2 separate regions of the Homo sapiens genome follow, and region 2 is linked to region 1. A link is an interaction called in ENCODE POLR2A ChIA-PET data of the cell type or tissue named here. Cell type or tissue: endothelial cell of umbilical vein. All regions are shown on one strand. Links, peaks and the distances in the headings refer to the core of each region. The heading gives the core; the rest is flanking DNA.

The links. ChIA-PET counts read pairs that join two places held together with the same protein. Peaks named below come from ENCODE experiments on the same cell type or tissue, not always from the same donor. Only the 100,000 strongest peaks of a DNase experiment are listed, where the experiment ranks them.
Region 2: POLR2A ChIA-PET joins it to region 1 with 5 read pairs; 2 of 35 experiments call an interaction of 5 or more read pairs at or near these places.

Annotation. Positions count from the first base shown.
Region 1 is chr4:108,589,671-108,595,050 of GRCh38, forward strand. All of the region lies in intron 1 of RPL34-DT (RPL34 divergent transcript), which reads right to left. Among named protein-coding and RNA genes, the nearest start is that of RPL34-DT, 28 kb to the right of the region's middle. In endothelial cell of umbilical vein, for the core only: no CTCF peak of the experiment used is centred there; a DNase peak (open chromatin) is centred at 2,651; H3K27ac peaks cover 2,216 bases.
Region 2 is chr4:108,672,632-108,678,011 of GRCh38, forward strand. No RefSeq gene overlaps it. Among named protein-coding and RNA genes, the nearest start is that of OSTC, 25 kb to the left of the region's middle. In endothelial cell of umbilical vein, for the core only: no CTCF peak of the experiment used is centred there; no DNase peak of the experiment used is centred there.

The DNA of each region.
Region 1 (5,380 bases), core at 274-5,273:
GAAAATGAATCCTTTTATTTAATATTGAAATAAGCACCACTAACCTCATGATCTGAGACAGCACATGCACTCAGCTTTTGAGCAACAGTGAATGTTTAAAAAGCTTTATCTTTTTAACACTGAATTGTGATTAAAACAAAACAAAACAGAAACACCAGCTTGCGGGAGTGGTATAAATACATTAGCAAATAACATAATAGATGGTATTTGGGTACTCTTAATAGATGCTGTTCTTATTCACCAGTAAGAGACTTCATTTTGTATTCAAATAAAAGTCTAAACCATTAAAAAATGCATTTATGCTTTTTGAAAACTTGTCCTGAGTAAAATATTTTCGTTGGCTTGTTTTGTCATGTTGAAGCAGGGTGACCGTTCAAACTGTTGGGCAGAAAAATTTCTCTGCCCTGTGTTTCTGCTGTGAGGAGTTCTTGTCTTCCTGAGGAAGCATTACAGCTAATCATGATGTGGACTTTGCCTCCTGCCCAGTTCTCTTGCTGTGTCTGTGCCCCTCTGTGTCTCAAGGAATGTCTCTGGGTATTTACACTGACTGTTCTGTGACTTAGATCTGGTAGATTTCCAGGCCCCCTATTCTATGCCTGCTCTTTGCCTAATTAACATCTACTCCTCTCTCAGATCTCAACTCAAACATTACACCTGAGATTAAGGCAAGCACTCCTCTCTTATATTCTTACCACAGTAAATCATGTTGCAATTACTTGTTTCATGCTTGTCCGTTCTGCCAGAGCACAAGTTCCAAGAAGGCAGGGTCTGCCTTGTTCACGGGTAGAGGTCCAGTAACTAGTTCAGAGCCTTGCATATATGGGGGATCAAGAAACATGTTTGAGTGAATGAATGAATAAATGAATGAATGGTGAATGAATGTTAATCAAGGTTGGTCTGAGCAACACTTGGCAAAATTCCCAGTTTATAGTCCTGAAGTATCCATAACTCTTACAATACAATTAATAATTCATTTTTCTCATTTTTAAATAGGAAATGAATGGGATTAGTATTTTCTGACTTTCTATTTATTGTACTTCATACTTAGTCCTCAGTCAACATTTCCTAAAAGACAATTTATCCATATTTCAGTAAGTAACATCTGTAATTGTGTAATAAGTAACACAAGAAAAATTAAGCTTGTTGTTTAATGTATTTATTAGAGAAAAACCTAGATATTGAAATTCCTTCAAATGAAACAGTGTTGTTTGAATTTGCTCTCAGTGGAACCTATCATTTCTGACCTAGGAGAGGTCTGTTCTTTAAGCAACCAGCCTCTGTGTCCACAAAGTTTGGTCATGGTTTGTAGAAAACTCCTTTGGGTCAGCTCCAAGGGCCAAGTTTGCTCAGATTGCTCAAACTTTCAAAACTATTTTTCTCAAAAGCACAGGGCTTAAATGAACACTTGTTTGATCTAAATATGGTTTCACATTGTCATGGAGAGAAAATAAAGGAGACAGAAGAACGCTTTGGTCTTTATCTCAGTATCCTGAAACTTCTACTTCATTCATTTTTAAAAAAGGAGCAAAAGTAGATCTAAATGGTTTTCTGGGTTAAGATGGTAGACTAAACCACACATCTAATTTTGCTGCTCTACAAAATTCCATAAAACTTGAGTAAAGTGATTTTCTTGAAAAGGTACAACTCACATGAAAAAAACACAAAAACAAAAAAAAGGAGAAACTAAAAAACAAAGAAAAAACTGGAAAAAAAAAAAAAAAGGCCGGGCACGGTGGCTCACGCCTCTAATCCCAGCACTTCGGGAGGCTGAGGAGGGCAGATCACTTGAGATCAGGTGCTGGCCAACATGGTGAAACCCCGTTTCTACTAAAAATACATAAATTAGCCAGGCATGGTGGTGGGCGCCTGTAATCCCAGCTGCTTGGGAGGCTGAGGCAGGAGAATCACTTGAACCTGGAAGGCGGAGGTTGCAGTGAGTTAAGATCACACCACTGCACTCCAGCCTAGGTGACAGAGTGAGACTCTGGAAAAAAAAAAAAAGAAGAAGAAAGAAAGAAAGAGAGAAAGAGAGAGAAAGAAAGAAAGAGAGAGAGGGAGGGAGGAAAGAAGGAAGGAAGGAAGAAAGAAAGAAAGAAAAAGAGAGAGAGAGAAGGAAAGAAAGAAAGAAAAGAGAGAGAAGGAAAGAAAGAAAGAAAGAAAGAAAGAAAGAAAGAGAAAGAAAGAAAGAGAGAGAGAGAAGGAAAGAAAGAAAGAGAAAGAAAGAAAAAGAAAGAAAGAAAGAAAGAAAGAAAGAAAGAAAGAAAGAAAGAAAGAAAGAAAAAGAAAGGAAGGAAGGAAGGAAGGAAGGAAGGAAGGAAGGAAGAGAAAAGCAAGCAAGCAAGCACAAGAGAATACAAGGGCAGGAAAATTTTGGAATCTGAAAAGCAGACTGACAACTGGCAGTGCCATATACCCCTACCACTGGTGTAGAGGGGAGGCCAAAATAATGAAGAGGGTAAAATGAGGATTGAATGAAAGCTGTTCCATTGGGTTAAATCTCTATACCTTAACTCACATTGCCCTTTCCTCACCTGATTTATTCTGAGGAGTAAGCGCAGCAGAAGGCCTTTGAAATGCAGGACACGAGATACAATTAAAGATCTATCATCATACCAAACACAGACAGATTGCATGACTGAATGCATATGGAATGCTAAAACCTTTCATCACTTCCTCCACTTGGCTTCCAGAATGCCAGAAGCCTGGTCATTTCCCTTTAGTAAGGAGATCGGAAGAATGTTTTCTGCTAAAAATCTCAACATAGGAGGAAAGTTTTTTGTTTTTTGGGTTTTTTTTTTTTTTTTTTTTGAGATGGAGTCTTGCTCTGTTGCCCAGGCTGGAGTGCAGTGGCGCGATCTCCGCTCACTGAAGCCTCTGGCTCCCAGGTTCAAGCAATTCTCTGCCTCAGCCTCCCAAATAGCTGGGATTACAGGCATGTACCACGACACCCAGCTAATTTTTGTATTTTTAGTAGAGATGGGGTTTCATCATGTTGGCCAGGCTGGTCTTGAACTCCTGGCCTCAAGTGATCTGCCCACCTGGGCCTCCCAAAGTGCTGGGATTACACGCATGAGCCACCATGCCCTGCCAGGAGGAAAGATTTTTTAAATATTGACATTGGAAGTACAAAGAGCCTATCCAGACCACTTGACAGTGACATCCAAAGTAAACAAGCTCCACAGAAGCACCCAGAGCAACCAATTATGATTTAAATCCCTTGTTCTTAATTATAAAGGAAGGATGACAAGATATGGAAGATAAAGACCAAACCAATAAACAAAAGAAAGCAACTTGAAGGAAATAGAGACTATACGGTGGGGGGTGGGGCGGGGGGAAACTCCAACAAAGCTATTCTTTTTTTTTTTTTTTTTTTTTTTGAGACAGGGTCTCATTCTGTTGCCCAGGCTGGAGTTTAGTGGCTCTATCTTGGCTCACTGTAGCTTCGATCTCCTGGGCTCAAGCAATTCTCCCAACTAATCCTCCTGATTAGCCAGGACCACAGGCATGCACCAATATGACCAGCTAATTTTTTTTTATTTAATTTAATTAATTTATATATTTATTTATTTGAGGTAGAGTCTAGCTCTGCCGCCCAGGCTGGAGTGTAGTGGCGTGACCGCAGCTCACTGCAACCTCCGCCTCCCAGGCTCAAGCAATTCTCCTGCCTCACCCTCTCAAGTAAGTGGGATTACAGGCGCATGCAACCACATCCAGCTAATTTTTATATTTTTTTAGTAGAGACGGGGTTTCACCATGTTGGCCAAGTTGGTCTTGAACTCCTGACGTCAAGTGATCTGCCCACCTCGGCCTCCCAAAGTGCTGGGATTACAGGCGTGAGCCACTGTGCCCGGCCACCAGCTAATTTTTGTATTTTTTTTTTTTTTTAATTTTACTTTAAGTTCTGGGATACATGTGCTGAATGTGCAGGCTTGTTACATAGGTATACATGTGCCATGGTGGTTTCCTGCACCTATCAACCTGTAATCTAGGTTTTAAGCCCTGCATGCATTAGGTATTTGTCTTAATGCTCTCTGTCCCCTTTCCCCCGACCTCCAACTTTTGTATTTTTAGAGGAGACAGGGTCTCATCATGTTGCCGAGGCTGCTGTCGAACTCCTGAGCTCAAGCAATCCACGCACCTCGGCTCCCAAAGTGGGCCACCGTGCCTGGCCAAACAAAGCTATTCTTTTTTTTTTTCGAGACGGAGTTTCACTCTTGTTGCCCAGGCTGGAGTGCAATGGCACAATCTCGGCTCACCACAACTTCCGCCTCCCGGGTTCAAGCAATTTTCCTGCCTTAACCTCCCAAGTAGCTGGGATTACAGGCATGCGCCACCATACCCAGCTAATTTTGTATTTTTGGTAGAGACAGGGTTTCACCATGTTGGCCAGGCTGATCTTGAACTCCTGACTTCAGGTGATCCACCTGCCTCAGCCTCCCAAAGTGCTGGGATTACAGGTGTGAGCCACTGCACCCAGCCCAAACAAAGCTATTCTTAATAACCTCAGAGAGACTGGGTGCAGTGGCTCCCGCCTGTAATTCTAGCGCTTTGGGAGGCCAAGGTGGGCAGATTGAAAGGCAATGGAAGGGCACCGTGGAACAATAAGGCGGAGAGGCGAGACTAAGAGGGCAAAAATCTTCTTTCTTGAGCTCTCAGGCGAGGTTCACTGGTCCGCAGGGGGAGGGCCAGGGAAGTCGCACTGTGCCAAAGGTGCAGCGCGCTTTTATGGATGCTGGGTGAAGAGTGGGCGGGGTAGGGGCGGGGTCGGTTGAGTTTCGCGCTTCTGAGTGTGACACGCCCTAGTGGGCATGCGCGTTAGTCAGGGTGGCGGGAACAGGAAAGGTGAACCCGGAAATGCTGAATCAGGGTATCCGAGGTGGCGATCGCCATCTTGGAGTCTTCACTGGAGTCCAATCACAGATCACCTGAGGTCCGGAGCTCAAGATCAGCCTGGCCAACATAGTGAAACCCCATCTCTACTAAAAATAGAAAAAATTACCGGGTCGTGGTGGCATATGCCTGTAGTCCCAGCTACTCGGGAGGCTGAGGCAGGAGAATCGCTTGAATCCAGGTGGCAGAGGTTGCAGTGAGCCGAGATCTTGACACTGCACTCCAGCCTGGGTGATGGAGCGAGACTCTGTCTAAAAAAAAAAAAAAAAATTCTGAGAGAAAATATTTCCTTTGTGAAAATAGAAAATGATGCTATGTCAAAAGAAAATTCAGAGAATTAAAAGAGCAGCTAATAGCTGAAATGAAAAATTCAACAGAAGAGTTGAAGATAAAGTTCAAGAAAGTGTTAAGAAAACAGCAAAAAGACAGACGGAAAATAGAAGAGAAGATATAAGAAAAATAAAGGGAGCACACCTGAAGGTCTCACATA
Region 2 (5,380 bases), core at 156-5,155, 83 kb after region 1:
TGCACACTGCCATACCCAGCTAATTTTTGCATTTTTAGTAGAGACTAGGTTTTGCCGTGTTGGCCAGGCTGGTCTTGAACTCCTGACCTCGAGTGATCTGCCTGCCTTGGCCTCCCAAAGTGATGGAATTACACTGTGCCCAGCCTCACATAATACAAAATTGAGAAGAGGCAGGAAAGGAGGAATAAAAACAAAAAACAGAGGAGACAAATAGAAAACAATAAAATGGTGGGCTCAAACAACCATATCCGTAATTATATTAAATGTTAGGGGATTAAACACTTTAACTGAAAGGTTAAGATTGTCAGGATGGATAAACACACATATACATAATTGTATGCTGTTTATGAGAGACTTACTTTTCATATAAAGACACAGCTCAAAATAAATGGGAAAAGAGATACACTATGCAAACCGTAGCACTAGAAGTTTGGACTGACTATACTAATGTCTACTAAAATAGATTTCAAAACAAAAAGTATCCCCAGAGATAAAATGTATATTTCAATTTCATAATGTCAAAAGAGTGAATTTAGCAGTAAGACATTACAATAATAGATTTGTATGCAGCTAATAACAGACCTTCACCATATACAAAGCAAAAATTGACAAAATTGGAGAGTGAAGCAGTTTCAGAGTTGAATATTTTTACATTTTCTATTTAGAAATTGATAGAACAACAAGACAAGTCATTAACAGGAACCTAGAAGACCTGAATCACACTATCGACCACCTTGATTCAACTTACCTTTTCAAAACTCTACACCCAACAATGGGTGTGCACATCATATGTTTACCATGATAGTCCGTAAGATTGGCCTTAAAGCAGCTGTAATACATTTGAAATGATTGAAAAAAGTTAATCTACCTGAGGATAGACAAATAGGTCAGTAAAACAGAGAAGAGTCCAAAAATTGATGCACACATATATGACCCATTGACTTGGTAAAAGTTCCAAGGCAATTCAATGAGGAACAAATAGCTTTTTTTTTTTTTTTTTTTGAGACAGAGTCTCTCTCTGTTGCCCAGGCTGGAGTGCAGTGGCATGATCTCAGCTCACTGCAACCTCTACCTCCTGGGTTCAAGTGATTCTCCTGCCTCAGCCTCCTGAGTAGCTGGGATTACAGGTGCCTGCTACCATGCCCAGCTAATTTTTAGTAGAGATGGGGTTTTGCCATGTTGGCCAGGCTGTTTTCGAACTCCTGACCTCAGGTGACCTGCCCACCTTGGCCTCCCAAATTGCTGGGATTACAGGTGTGAGTCACCGCTCCCGGCAAGAATAGCCTTTTTAACAAATGGTGCTGGGGCAATTGGATAACCATATGCAAAAAAAAAAAAAAAAAAAAAAAAAACTTCAACGCTTACCTCACCATTTACAAAACTTCATGAATGACATGGATCACAGACTTTAATATAAGAGCCTGAATCATAATACTTCTAGAAGAAAACATGGATGAAAAATGTAGTGACCTTGGGCTTGGCAAAGATTTTTAAATATGATACACAAAAGCATAAGCTATAAATGAAAAGAACATCAATCAACTAGACTGGATTAAAATTAAAAACTTTTTCTTTTCAAAAGATACTGTTAAGAAAATTAAAAGGCAAGCCTCAGGCTGTTGGAAGATACTTGCAAAATATATATCTGACGAATGACTTCTATCTAGTTGTATATGGTTGTGGGGGTGAGGTCTGGGGAGAAGAGTGGGAGGTATGAGAGGGAGGAGTGACAAAAGGTCATAAGGAAACTTTTTTGGGTGATGGATATTTTCATTTTATTTTACTTTTTTTTTTTTAAAAAAAATGTAGGCTACCTTGGTAGTTTATGAAGGAAATCAATAGTATTAAAAATTGGATGTAAAAAATGGATACCATCAGAAACCCATGGATGAAGAGAATGGGAAGCTGCTCATTAAGATCAATTGAACAGGATGCCTCAGGGCATCACCAGGGCCCCAGCCCCTTCCAGTAGCTAAAAATGCAAAGAAAAAGATAGAAGAAGGAAGGAAGGAAGGAAGGAAGGAAGGAAGGAAGGAAGGAAGGAAGGAAAGGGAGGGAGGGAGGGAAGGAGGGGAGGGAAGGGAGGGAGGGAGGGAAAGAAGGAAGGAAGGAAGGAAGGATTATAATACTTAAATTATACTTACAAATTATTTTTCCTGAAATAAGAGATTTGAAACTATTTTGAAAGATCATGTAGTAACCGGAAAAACTGACCGAAAACGATGGACTCCAAGATATATCTTAATAAAATTATTTAAAATTTTAAAATACAGGGGATATTATAAACATACGCCAAAGATTATCCCCCCATATGCCAAGCTTTTCATTAACTTGACTAAAGGTTACAAGTATAGTACTAGGATCCTCTCCTGAATGGACACAGGCCCAGCTGCCTTTTAACCGAGAGAGGTTGGGTTCTATCTGTGAGGAGGCACTGAAAACATTACTGGGCTGATCAGTTCCCCTCAGCTGGCTTTCTAGATGACAAAAATTCTTTTTAATTCACATAGTCTACCAGTCTGTGGGACTTGAAAATAGCCAAGGGAATTCTGGGGAGATAAAAAACGGTCTTGTCTTGACACAGCTTATCAAAGAGCAAAACTCTGGGCTCTATTCAGAAAGTATAGTACTCTATAAATTTAGTTATCTAAGTAAAGTTGAGGAACGTGCCTATGAAGTACCATTTCAAGTGAAGACCAGCTATAACTTCGCATATATACTCATTAGTGAATATAGATTTTAAAAATAGGATGCCACATGGCATCTTTTCCTGACTTTATTAACAGTAGTGTTGGAAGTGCTCTTTTGTGAGTCCAGCCCTACATCACCAAGGACATACCTAGCAAGGAAGTGAGGGTAATATTTTTCTATTTAATGTTTCATAATTCTGGCCTTTTAAAATGTCTGACTTGAAGAAAATAAGTCAGTCATATTCAAGATTAATCTATACAACATGTTTGACGGTATTTTAAGTTTATATTTTTAAATTTAATTAATTGGCAAAAATTGTATATTGTATACATTTACAGTGTACAACATGATGTGCATATATATATATATATATATACACACACACACACACACACACACATTGTGGAATGGCTATGCAAGCTAATTAATGTGTGAATTACCTCACATATTTACCTTTTGTTTTGGTGAAAATACTTAAAATCTACTCTCTCAGTAATTTTCAAGTATACAATATATTGTTATTAACTATATTCACCACGATGTTCAATAGATCTCTTGAACTAATTCCTCCCACCTAACTGAAATTTTGTGCTCCTTGACCAACATCTCCCCAATTCTCCTACTCTCTAGCCTCTAGTAACCACGATTTTACTGTTCAACTTTTCTAGATTCCACATTATATGTTCATTATCTTAATTGTGGCATGGTTTCCAGGACAGAGGTCAAACTTATCAGATTGCACATCTTAAATACATGTAGTTTATTATTTTTTTGAGACAAGGTCTCACTCTGTCACCCAAGCTGGGGTGCGGTGGTGTGTTCACGGCTCTCACTGCAGCCTCCATCTTCTGGGCTCAAGTGATCCTCCCACCTCAGCCTCCCAAGTAGCTGGGACTGTAGGTGCGCACCACTACACCTGGCTGATTTTTTGCATTTTTTAGTAGAGATGAGGTCTCCCTGTGTTGCCCAGGCTGGACTGGGCCTCCAAGCCTCAAGTGATCCTCCCACCTCAACCTCCCAAAGTGCTGGGATTACAGGTCGTGGGTCACCCGGCCTGGCCCAAATATGTGTAGTTTTTAAAAAATGTCAATTATATCTTTAAGCTGTTTTTAAAAAGTCAAGTTTTTTTTAAATTTTTTTGTTTTTTGGTTTGTTTTTGAGACGGAGTCTGGCTCTGTCGCCTAGGCTGGAGTGCAGTGGCGCAATCTCGGCTCACTGCAAGCTCCACCTCCCGGGTTCACGCCATTCTCCTGCCTCAGCCTCCTGAGTAGCTGGGACTACAGGCACACACCACCACGCCCAGCTAATTTTGTTTTTTTTTTTTTCCAGTAGAGACGGGGTTTCACCATGTTAGCCAGGATGGTCTCAATCTCCTGATCTCGTGATCCGCCTGCCTCGGCCTCCCAAACTGCTGGGATTACAGGCATGAGCCATGTACCCAGCCTAAAAAGTCAAGTTTTTAATAGGCCACACCCTTGACTATAAACTTCTACTTCTTCCTTCCTCTTTGCCCATCCCTCAGTCCTGCTGCACCCAGTGGTCTAGCTACCTCTTTACAAGATTACCCGAAGTCCACTTGTTATCAAGTTTATGGAATTTAGTTTAGGTAATTTGTTATAAAATATACAAGAAAATTCAAATTATAATTTCATTAGCCAAAATGAGGTGTGTTCTAACTACTGTTGACATTATCAGTGATGGGAACTTCCTTACCTCTCAAGGTAATCCATTCCATCTTCAGATCACTTTTCTTTTGGAAAGCTTTTTTTTTGTTTTAGTTAATTGGTTTTGGTTCCATCCTTGTGCCTATACAGAACATACTTAGCTGCACACCATAATGATAGCCAGCGTTTCAAATATTAAAAGCCTGTCATGTGCCTCCATTTTTCTCAGGTTAGCTATTTATAGTTTCTCAGGCTCAGAAACATGAGGTCTGGTTCCTTTATGATCACTCTTGTCTAACTGCAGTCTAGGTTCTCTATGTTAATTTGAAAATAAAGTCCCCAAAAGAATATGTACTGCTCTTAGAAAGCATATTAGACCAATATAGCCGTTTTGGTGGCTAAATACGTCTCCTAAGCTATGTTAACCAATTAGATTTGGATTCGTATGCCACCTTTGCCAGTTACCAGCTGTTTCACCTTTAGCAAGTTAAATATTCTCCAAGCCTCACTTTCCTCTTGGTAAAATGAAGATAACAATACCTACCCCATAGGGATGTTCTGATAATTAAATGAGATAATGCACAGCCTCTGGAACATATGAGGTGCTCCACTTATCTGTAGTTATTTTCCCACTCACACCCCATACTTTTTTCAATGCATGATTGTACATTCTCCTCTGGAGATGGAAGTGGTATAAATGTGCATACATTGGCAGGTATGATAAATATAGTTGGATCATGGAATGTCTGCTTTTATTTCTATGTTCATTGAAAACAGTGTTTTTATGATTTATGTTGTATCTGTTGCAGGGGGGAAATAGTTTCAAAGCAGCATGATGCCACCGCTCGACTGAAGGCCAAGGAGCTGCCTTTGGGTAATGGATGGCACCTCCTCTTCATAAAGTCCATTTCTTCAGATGCCTCCTGTGGTGGATGAACCTTTGCATATGTCATTAAGTGCTTATGTTGTCAACTGCTCCATCTCAGAAAAAAAGTTTTCTCTTGACAGTGGAGTGTGAGCACACA